Linked DNA regions of Homo sapiens: region 2 is linked to region 1. Evidence: chromatin contacts called from ENCODE Hi-C or POLR2A ChIA-PET data. All regions are on one chromosome and are shown on one strand. The core of a region is the stretch at or near the end of the contact, and the rest is flanking DNA. Distances in the headings are between cores, read along the strand shown. Region 1 has its middle 120 kb from the start of TBL1X. Region 2 overlaps WWC3 (WWC family member 3).

What was found. Hi-C counts contacts between places; a loop is a spot of excess contacts on that map. ChIA-PET counts read pairs that join two places held with the same protein, here RNA polymerase II (POLR2A). Pooled maps may share reads with other maps.
Region 2: a pooled map shows a loop between it and region 1 (9-fold over the local background). The contact joins two enhancer-like sites. A Hi-C loop is called at or near these places in 2 of 37 single-sample maps with no recorded cell type and 10 of 50 pooled maps. POLR2A ChIA-PET finds 5 or more read pairs at or near these places in 1 of 52 experiments (CD4-positive, alpha-beta memory T cell).

The regions. Positions count from the first base shown.
Region 1 is chrX:9,339,107-9,344,004 of GRCh38, forward strand. No RefSeq gene overlaps it. Among named protein-coding and RNA genes, the nearest start is that of TBL1X, 120 kb to the right of the region's middle. RefSeq lists an enhancer at 2,894-2,953. Within about 2 kb of position 2,530, at least 34 of the 41 ENCODE cell types and tissues checked have a DNase peak (open chromatin) inside an H3K27ac peak, as active enhancers do.
Region 2 is chrX:10,080,447-10,085,539 of GRCh38, forward strand. All of the region lies in intron 6 of WWC3 (WWC family member 3), which reads left to right. Among named protein-coding and RNA genes, the nearest start is that of WWC3, 68 kb to the left of the region's middle. RefSeq lists an enhancer at 2,440-2,940. Within about 2 kb of position 2,890, at least 31 of the 41 ENCODE cell types and tissues checked have a DNase peak (open chromatin) inside an H3K27ac peak, as active enhancers do.

The DNA of each region.
Region 1 (4,898 bases), core at 1,280-3,779:
AATGAGTGAATGATTCCATTTCCCCTGCCTCTGGCCTCTAGTGAATCACCTACTGGAAGTTTGTGCAAAAAGTCTGCATTCACTCAGGTACGGAATTCCTAGGAACCCTCATAGAGATTCCTGCTGGCGTAGTTCCATAGAAGAGAAGACTTGGCGCCTCCAGGGACTCTCGGCTGTTCCTTAAACAGAGATGAGCACCATCCTGGCTAACACGGTGAAACTCCGTCTCTACTAAAAAAATACAAAAAATTAGCCCGGCGTGGTGGCGGGCGCCTGCAGTCCCAGCTACTCGGGAGGCTGAGGCAGGAGAATGGCGTGAACCCGGGAGGCGGAGCTTGCAGTGAGCCGAGATCGCGCCACTGCGCTCCAGCCTGGGCAACAGAGCGAGACTCCGTCTCAAAAAAAAAAAAAAAAAAAAAAAGAGAAAGGTGGGCTTGAATAAAGGGGGAAAGATCGTGAATGGCCCGAAGGACTCCGGAGTGTCCTGGACAAAGTGGGATTCCCCCAGAGGGAAAGGACAAACTCTGCCTACAGCTGACCAAGCCAGCCGGCTCCCCCAGGGCTTTGCCAGGAAAATCACCACCACAAATGTCTCCACCATCATGTCTGTGGTTCCTTGAATCCTTTATGCTTCTGTTGAAACTGCCAAGGCAGGACTTGAAGGCTTCGCTGTGCAAATTCAAAAGCATTCTGAGATCATCAACTCTCTGAAGTCACCACCATTTGGAACCAAACCTTAAAAGAAGCCACCGAGATGGAAGCTCCAATACACTTTCGCCTCTGGTCATCTCCTTCCTGAGAAAATTCATGATATCAGATCATCCACAACTTTGATATTTCTCCCCACATTTCTGAGTTTTTCAGTGGCCAAGGAGAAGACTCCGTCTGTTTCTTAATAATTACTGATAATCGTTTCACCACAAAAGATACTACTTTGGATAAACAAGCTTTGTGGTTTCTGTCAAGTACAAACAACGAAGATTAAATTAGCATCTTGAAAACCCACAGGGTGAGCTTGCTCCTCCCCTCCTTTAAGTCTGCAGAATTACCTGGGGCTCCCTCCCAGGTGCCAAGCACACAGATGTGAGCAAGACACTGAGACACCACTGCTGCCCTGCGCTATCACTAGGGAATCCTGTGTCCCTAGCAGCTTATCCAGCTGGCTCTCAGGCTATGGTGAAACTGCAATACAGAAGGAATATTCCAAAAGAGAATTAAAAATGCAGCTGTCATATGGGCGACAGGCCCAAGTCTAGCAGTTAACAGCTACCCCGCCCCCACCCCGCCCACTTCCCTGGGAGCAGCCCTGCTCTCCAGTCTGCAAACCCAGGGGCTGAGGGGCCGGGGCATCCCGAGGCCTGGATGCCCAAGGGATGCAAACTCCTTCCCCACCCTCTCTGCTTCCCTTATCAAGCCTCCTAAGTGTTCTCCCCATCCCATAATGGGGAATAATCCCTAAAATTCAAGGGCTGAAGCTCTAATCCCCACTACCTTTTGGAATGTGACCGTATTTGGAAACAGGATCTCTAAGGAGGTAATTAAATTAAAATGAGGTCATTAGGGTGGGCCCTGGTCCAGTAGTACTGGAGTCCTTATAAGAAGAGGCGATGAGGACACAGGCACACACAGAGGGACGACCATGGGAGGATACAGGCCGTCTACAAGCCACCGAGAGGGGCTGCGGGAGAAAGCAGCCCTGTGACACTTGGGTTTCAAACATGTGGCCTCCAGAATGTGAGGGAATCCCTGTCTGCTACTCTGGCATGGCAGCCCTAGCCGGCTCATACGGGCCCATCCCCCACTCGCCATCTCAACGTGGAGACCCTACAGGAACTCATGGCCCGGGAAGGCCTTTTGGTCCCCTCACCCCTATTTTCAAAGCCCACACAGTTAAAATGCAGGGGGGCTTCTTGCTCTTAAGACTGAAATGGTGCAGCTCCCTACACCCGTCTGTGTCCACGGCCATCCCCAGTATAGCAAACTTACATGTGACACCCAGCTCGGTATTTCCCCTCTCAGGTCCCCCTTCCCCCTCCTACAGACACATCCCCAAACCCTTTTAAGATGTTGCATAACCTGGCTCCGGAAGCCAATAGAGTTTTTACTGAATCTGGCTTCACATAACCCAACAGATTGTGAACTAGACATTTGCCAACTTTTCCCCCGTGCCAGACCATTTTTAAGTTATGTGTGCACAGAATGGCATTTAAAGGACTTAAATAACTCTCCAGGGGGAGAAAAGAGCAGAAAATAGCCCACAAGGCTCCTATAAACGGGGGCAGGAACAGCAGAAACAGAATTTGGGGCGAGTGTTCTGCTTGTTTTTAGTTGCGGCGGGAGGGGCTTTTCTATTAGGTTGTGTTTTTGTTGTTTTTGCTTTGGGGGTGAAAAAAGGGGACAGAGAACAGAAAGGAACCTAGTTTATAGTGACAGCTGTTTAGGAAAGTCATTTCTAGATTAGAGGGGAGAGCCCCTAGGGGCTGCTTCTAGATTCCACTCCTTGGGGTTGGAGGGGCCGGGTGAGCAGGCTTTGGGGAGTGCCTGGGTGACTACCCCAACCCTGCCTCAACGGCACCCCCTCCCTGTGCACCGACAAATAAATGGTGGCTGTAAAAAAAAAAAGAAATAAATGTTTTTTTAAGCAGTGCTTCCTGTTATGTTCAAGGAAGACTAGGGCCGTTTTATTATTAAGCAATTTTCTCTTTTTAAGTAAACACACACACGACCACATTGCTGCAAGGCTAAAATCTCTTGCCTTACTCAAGCATCGACGTTTTCAATCTCCTATTTTCTCAAGCCCTCAATGAAGCCTTCCAAGAGCTTGCCTATGTTTAATTTGCATTCCGAAACAGAAAATCTAATGTGTTTTAACATTGTCTGCTTCAGCTGAAAAGGAAACTGTAAATTTATACAGTCTGGTTTAAAAAAAAAAAAATTGGCCATTGCATCTAAATGAGTCTCCTCCGGAAAGAGGCTGGGTGGCGCCCCTCCCCCTCCTCCCTCTTTCACTTCCCCTCCCGCTTCTCCCTCTTTCACTTCCCCTCCCCCTCCTCCCTTTTTCACTTCCCCTTGTCCTCCCTCCCTCACCTCCCATCCCCCTCCCTCCTCCTCCCCTCCCCCTCTGCTTTTCACCCCCTCCCTCCTCCTCCCCTCCCCCTCTGCTTTTTACCCTCCCCCTGCTCCTTCCCACCTCCCCTCCCCCTCCCCCGCTGCTTTCACCCCCTCCCTCCTTCCCTCCCCCTCTGCTTTCACCCCTCCCTCTTCCTCCCCTCCCCCTCTGCTTTTTACCCTCCCCCTCCTTCTCCCCTCCACCTCTCCCCTCCCCATCCTTCTCTGCTTTTCACCCCCTCCCTCCTCCCCCCTCCTCCTCCGTTTTGCACCCCTCTCTCCTCCTTCTCCTCCCCTTCCCCCTCCTCCTCTGCTTTTCATCCCCTCTCTGTCCCTCCCTCCCCCCTCCTAGCCTCCTCTCCCTGCATTGGAGTTTAGGCCACAGCCTCCCTCCTCCCTCTTAGTCTTCCAGCCTCCTCCCCTCCCCTCCCCTCTCTTCTCCTCCCCTCCCCCAGGATCAGACTCGGGGCCGGTCTGTGCCAGCGCCCTACGTGGACTGGGAAAGAATTACCGAGGACCTTAGAAGAGCTGCGCACTCGCAGCGCCCCGCCCCCACGCCGCCGGCCGCCCGCGCGGGTGTCTCCCTGTGCTCCCAAAACACGGCTCAGGTTCACCGGGTCCTCCCCCGGGGATCTCAGGGCTGTTGGGGGGTGCTGTGGTTCCCAGAACGCCGCGACACTCTGAAACAGGAAAGGGGACGGCAGAGGGGTCCTGCTGCGGGGGAGCCCTTGAGAAGGCCTGGGTGGAGAGGGACTTGGGGACAGAGGTAAAGAAGGGAGTCTCTGGGGGTGAGGAAGTGCCTGGGAAGGGCACGAGGAGGAGTTGGGGAAGGGAAAATCAGGCCCAAAGTTTTAGGGCTCTGTCTCTACTGAAGGTCAAAAAGGGTTCCTGCAGGGCAGTGGGAGACCTGCTCCTGACGACCCCGTCCTATAATTAAATCCCTGAGTAAGAACACTCCAGAGTTGGGGCTCAGTAGCTGCCGTGTGCACCTGCGCATCAGATGCCCCCTAAGCGTACCCCTGGAAGCCTCTGATTCTGTGTCATCACGGCAGGAGGGGATTCGAGGAGTTTTGGAAGACGCCAGGATGACGTTCTTAAGCCATCTGATGGGTGAAGGGGCTTCTTCACTTCGCTGTGGCTTCACTACTTAGATGTTAAAGCGGCTTCTCTTCCTAATAAAAAACAAAGTGTAGCCACTTTTCTGTCCAAGAAAATAAAAATTCCCAGAGAAAACCAACGTTGACGTTTGCATTCACGACGTGCCTGTCGTTTTCCTCTGTGTGGAAGAATTTTCCCATCCAAAAATGGGAGTTGAGGATGGAGGTGAGGTAAATAATAAAATCGGGCTCACTCTGTATAAATAGTTCAGCATTCCGATTTGGTTACCTAGTATTAAAAAATAAATATTTTTCTAGGTCACTAAATATTTTTCAAAATTATACTTTAAATGAGGGCTTAAATTCCACCGCGTGGAATTGTATATGCCAGAATGTAGTAACCATATCCCTCTTGCACAGTATTCCTCTTGTTTAACATTTAAGGACGGTATCCTAAGTTATTCCCCATTGTGTAGTCACATAAGTCACCTTTTTCTTCACTAGCTTCAGTGCAAGAAATGAATACAGTTTCCTCTGCACCATGGGTCCGTCTGTTGCCATTGCCTGCACTGGGGTTGTTTGGAATTCCTGTCTGAAACTTTCTAGAGTTAAAGGCAGAAAACATTGGCCAAGTTTCCAAGCCTAAAGCTGATTCTTGACCTTAGTTAGACCTTATGTCAGAAAAGAGGGTGA
Region 2 (5,093 bases), core at 1,640-4,139, 740 kb after region 1:
AATCGCTTGGCGGGCACCTGTCATCCCAGCTATTCGGGAGGCTGAGGCAGGGAGAATCGCTTGAACCTGGGAGGCCGAAGTTGCAGTGAGCCGAGATTGCGCCATTGCACTCCAGCTTGGGCGACAGAGCGAGACTGTCTCTCAAAAACAAACAAACAAACAAAAACACAAAGAATGTTGTCTTTACTCTTTACCCGCTAGATGCCAGTAGCACCTTCCACCTGTATTGTGACAACCAATAATGTTTCTAGACATTGCCAAGTGTCCCCTAAAGTACACATTTGCTCCCAGTGGAGAACCACCGTGCTGGTGGCTACTGTATTGAACACCATAGGTGACAGATTTCCATCATCACGGAAAGCTCCTTTGGACATTCCAGTCTGTAGGTCTTCCTCCTGTTCTCATTTTTACAATAAGAACGTTATCCCTACTAAGAGATTGGGGATGAATTGTTTACAATTAGTGAGCTGTATCGAGTCTGCAGGTTTCATGAACTAAAGGTGGTGTTTGAGAAATGGTGCTGGTGTGGGTCTGAAGGTTTGCTGAGCCGTTCTCTCCATTCACTGGCTTTCCTTGCTGAACTTGCGCATGTGCCGCACGCCTTCTGCACCTACTTTTCTCATCTGCAAATGGTGATTGTTTTAGGCAGCTCGGGCTGCTATGACAAATACCATAGACTGGGTGACTTGAATAGCAGATATTTGTTTCTCACAGTTCTGGAGGCTGGAGGTCCAATATTTGGTTCCTGGTGAGGGCCCGATTCCTGATATGCAGATGACCATCTTGTCGCAGTTTCCTCTCATGGCTAAGAGAGCAAAAACTCTGTTCTCTCTTCCTTTTCCTAATCCCATCATGGGGTCCCACCCTGTGACCTCATCTAACCCTAATCACCTCCCAAAGGCCCCACCTTCAAATGCCATCACATTAGAGGGTAAGGCTGCAACATAAGAATTTGGAGGACACACAAACACACAGTCCATAACAGCAATCACTGTGCTCAGTTATACTGAGGACAGCACCAGCACCTGGTACATGCCCAGCCCGAAACAATTAGTCCAACTCTGTGTGGTTACTGTTACTGACGCAGGTGGGCACCATGTTGCCGTCTTTCATCCTGCATGCAGATGCATGAGGTGACACACGTGACTGCAGCACTGCTCTTTATGGGGAGGTAATAAAGGAATGTGAGGTACAGATGTAATTATCTACCATTACCCAGCTATGTGTTTGTGTGCATTTTGGATCTACAGTCAGAGCTTCCTTTTATTAACCCTAGTTAGTATTAGCACAGCTTCTTCTTTAGCTTTTTTTTTTTTTTTTTTTAAGACAGAGTCTTGCTCTCGTCGCCCAGGCTGGAGTGCAGTGGTGTGATCTTGGCTCACTGCAACCTCCCCCTCCCAGGTTCAAGTGATTCTCGTGCCTCAGTCTCCCCAGTAACTGGGATTACAGGTGCCCGCCACCACGCCTGGCTAATTTTTGTATTTTAGTAGAGATGGGGTTTTGCCACATTTGCCAGGCTGGTTTCCAACTCCTGACCTCAGGCGATCTGCCCGCCTCGGCCTCCCAGAGTGCTGGGATTACAGGCATGAGCCACCGTTCCCGGCCTCTTCTTTAGTTTTGTCTTAAGCAAATCAAGCTTCTTTTCCAACTAACCGGCTGCTGGTTTTGTCATTCATGCGGTGCATAGGCCAGAGTGCTTTCCAAATGCACCGACGTGTGTTTTGTCCTTTTAGCCCCCCACTCCAGCCAGCCTCCAGATACTCCAACACCTCCTCAGATGCGACTGTGTGTGCTGTGGCAGTGTCATCCTGTGTCACTTTGGCTAAGGTGGTGGATAAAGAATAAGCAGAAACAAATCATTTGATTTGTGACAGGTCACCAAAAGTTATTAGGACTACCTAGTTGGATTTGAGGTGAATTTTCTACCTTCATTAGGCCACACTGTAGCTGTCTCTCATTGTGATACAGTGTCTCTGGACAATATGTAGTTGTTTGTTTTTTTTTGGTTTTTTTTTGAGATGGGGAGTCTTTGTCACCCAGGCTGGAGTGCAGTGGTGCAATCTTGGCTCGCTGTAACCTCCATTTCCTGGGTTCAAGCAGTTCTCCTGTCTTAGCCTCCCAAGTAGCTGGGATTACAGGCACACGCCACCATGCCCAGCTAATTTTTATATTTTTAGTAGAGACCGGGTTTCACCATGTTGGTCAGGCTGGTCTCGAACTCCTGACCTCAGGTGATCCGCCTGCCTCAGCCTCCCAAAGTGCTGGGATTACAGGCATGAGCCACCACGCCCGGCCCAGTAGGTGGTTTTAATGTTAGTCATTGTGTGTGCCGGAGGTTGCAGTTAATGTCATTCTCATTTGCAGCTCTGAGGAAGGTGACTGGGGTTCAGGAAGAGTCTGAGTTTGCTCAGGATCCCTGAGCATCAGCAGGGAGCCACGTCTGGCACTTCCCTCATGGCCATGGTTTCTGTAGTGGGTTGCTGGGCTCAGCGCCCGTTGCTTTGCCTTGGCTCCATCGTTCTGGTGAACTCCATTTCCTTATTTGAAGACAAAGGCCATATAGCAGTGTCAGCTGTAGATGGACTGATTTAGAAACTGAAACGTACTGCTGACTGAGAAAACCCCCTTCTCCTTAGCATGGCTAGGATGTGAATTCATCTTTTGTAGTTGCAGTGGTTTCAAGAATAGGAAAAGGCAGCCTCTGTTTCCCTAGGGGCATTAGACAGAGAAGCAGGAGCCAGAATAACGAGAATTTTAACTTAACACCTGCGGCCAAAACGGAGCGCAAGTTGTGCTCCTGGAAGAGAGGCGGGCCAGTGCTGTTTGGATTGTCTTTCTGCTTTCATTATCAAGATCCCACGCTTGGGAACAGCAATTGTAAACTTGCCACTTGCCAAGGGGAGGCTCCTCCTGTCTGCCTGAGCTCATGAGAATACCCGCCCTCCCCCTGGAGGCCAAGGAGTGGCCTGGGGAAGGCTCTGGACCTGGCCTTGGTCCTGAGGGGCCCACCCCACCTCATGCCTGACCAGGGGCAAGTTAGCTTTCAGGAGGGAGCTGCCCAGAGCTGTTGTTTAATGGGCACGTTGCCTTGGCTCTGTCTGACGCTGCGTTGTTACTGTGCATGTTTACTTTATTCTGGGACAGACACAGCCTCACAGGAAGAAGAGAAAACCCAGGCACCCGTGCCACTCTTAAAATATTTTTGTAAGTGGAAGATAATCTGGTAGCCTTTCTCTGAGTTCCACAGCTTATGAGATGAAAACAGCCTCATTATTTTTCTGGTATTGAACATTGGGTGTTTAGGTTTGGATTGAATCATGCAAATGTATATTTTTTTAATTGAGAAATTTTAGAAGGCCTTTTCAAGCATTGAAAATGTGATTACCCCATCTCTACTGGGAAATCCTGACTATACGTACAGATAGCAGGTGAGCTGTTATACCTAAACATGAAGCATCTCTGATTTTATCACCAACATTGCTTAAGGCAGTGGCCTGAGATTTTCCTCCAGAAAATTTCCTGCTGTTCTTGCTTCCCAGAATATCCAGTGTATTCTTTTCCAGAGCACCTCACTAGGAGTTTGGCTGCTTATAACATTTTAAGCTTGCCTTGTTTATCTTGGTGAATTTCCTGGCTAGCAAGGAAATTCATCATTACACTTGGGTCCAAGTAAGGAAAAAAGAACCTTTTGTATTTTACTTTAAATCTATATATGTTGTTGATTGTTGTAGAGAGGAATTGGCCACAGATATGTTCGCTGGGTTAATGATAGAATATGTACACAGATGTGTGTTTTATGTGTATCTATGTGAAGTGTACACATGTAAGCTTTTAATGATGGAAAATATCAAACACAAAAGCAGAGAGAATAGTATACTGAAACCTTCCTGTACCCCTCACCCCATTTAACCTGCACAATTGCCAATCTTGTTTCGGTGGTGACCCCACCCCATCTGCTAAGCTCTCACGGCCTTATTGAAGCAAATGCCAGAATCCCATTTAATCCATAAATATGTCTCCTAAAGTTATGGACTCCTTTTGAAAATAACTCTAATCCCTGTACCCCATTTACTAGGCATCTTGTGTCCAGTGAGCTCTTGCATTTCTTCAGGTGTTTGGGTCCAGTTTGGGCCACAGAGTGCCTTTGGTTGATGTGTCTCTTACGTCTTTTCTTTTCTACTCTCCCTCCTTTTTTTCCCCTGACAGCTTATTTGTTGGAGAAAGTAATTTGGTTGTCCTATAGAATTTCCCTAATGTTGGGTTTTGCTGCTGAAATTCACATGATGTCATTGAACGTGTTCCTCTGTCTCTTGTTATTTATGCAAATGGGCGTAATAGTTTGAGAGGCTTGATCTGATTCAAGTTGGATTTCTTTTCTTTTTTTAGTAAGAATGTTTTTAGGTGGTGGTGTTACTTCCATCAGGAGGCACCACTCTGTGCTTGTTTCTTTTTGCGGTGTGAAGATGATCAGTAGGTTCTGGCCTTGTTAGCCCAATGCTTTGATTTATATTAATAACATTTCTTGTCAGCTTTTTACCTAAGTTATGGATGTGTATCTTCCAGGATAAGTTCCTGAAAGCGGGCTTGGTAGGTTAAAGGGTGAATGTATTTGTTGTATTATAGGTTGTATTTCTTATCTGAAATGCTTAGGACCAGAAGTGTTTTGAATTTCAGTTTTTTTTTTTTTTTTTTTTTTTTTTTTTTTTTTTTTGGTTTGGAATATTTGCATTATACTTACTGGTTCAATATCCCTCATCCAAAAATCTGAAACCTGAAATGCTTCACTGGTCATTTTCTTTGGGTGTCATGTCAATGCTTAAAAAGTTTCAGATTTTGAAGCACTTTGGATTTCAGATTTTCAGATTAGGGATACTCAGCTTGTATTAGATATGGCCAAATTCCTTTGCTGAGGGGTTGCACCATTTTGCCTTCCTACCACTAACATATGAGTGTTCTCGTTTCCTGTGACTTTGCCAACAGGATGTGTTGATAAGCATTTGCATTTTTGCCAGTCTCATAGGTGAGAGATAGTATCTCAGTGTAGTTTCAATTTGCATTTTTCTTGAGGCCTTTTATAAAAGTCTTCAGAAAAT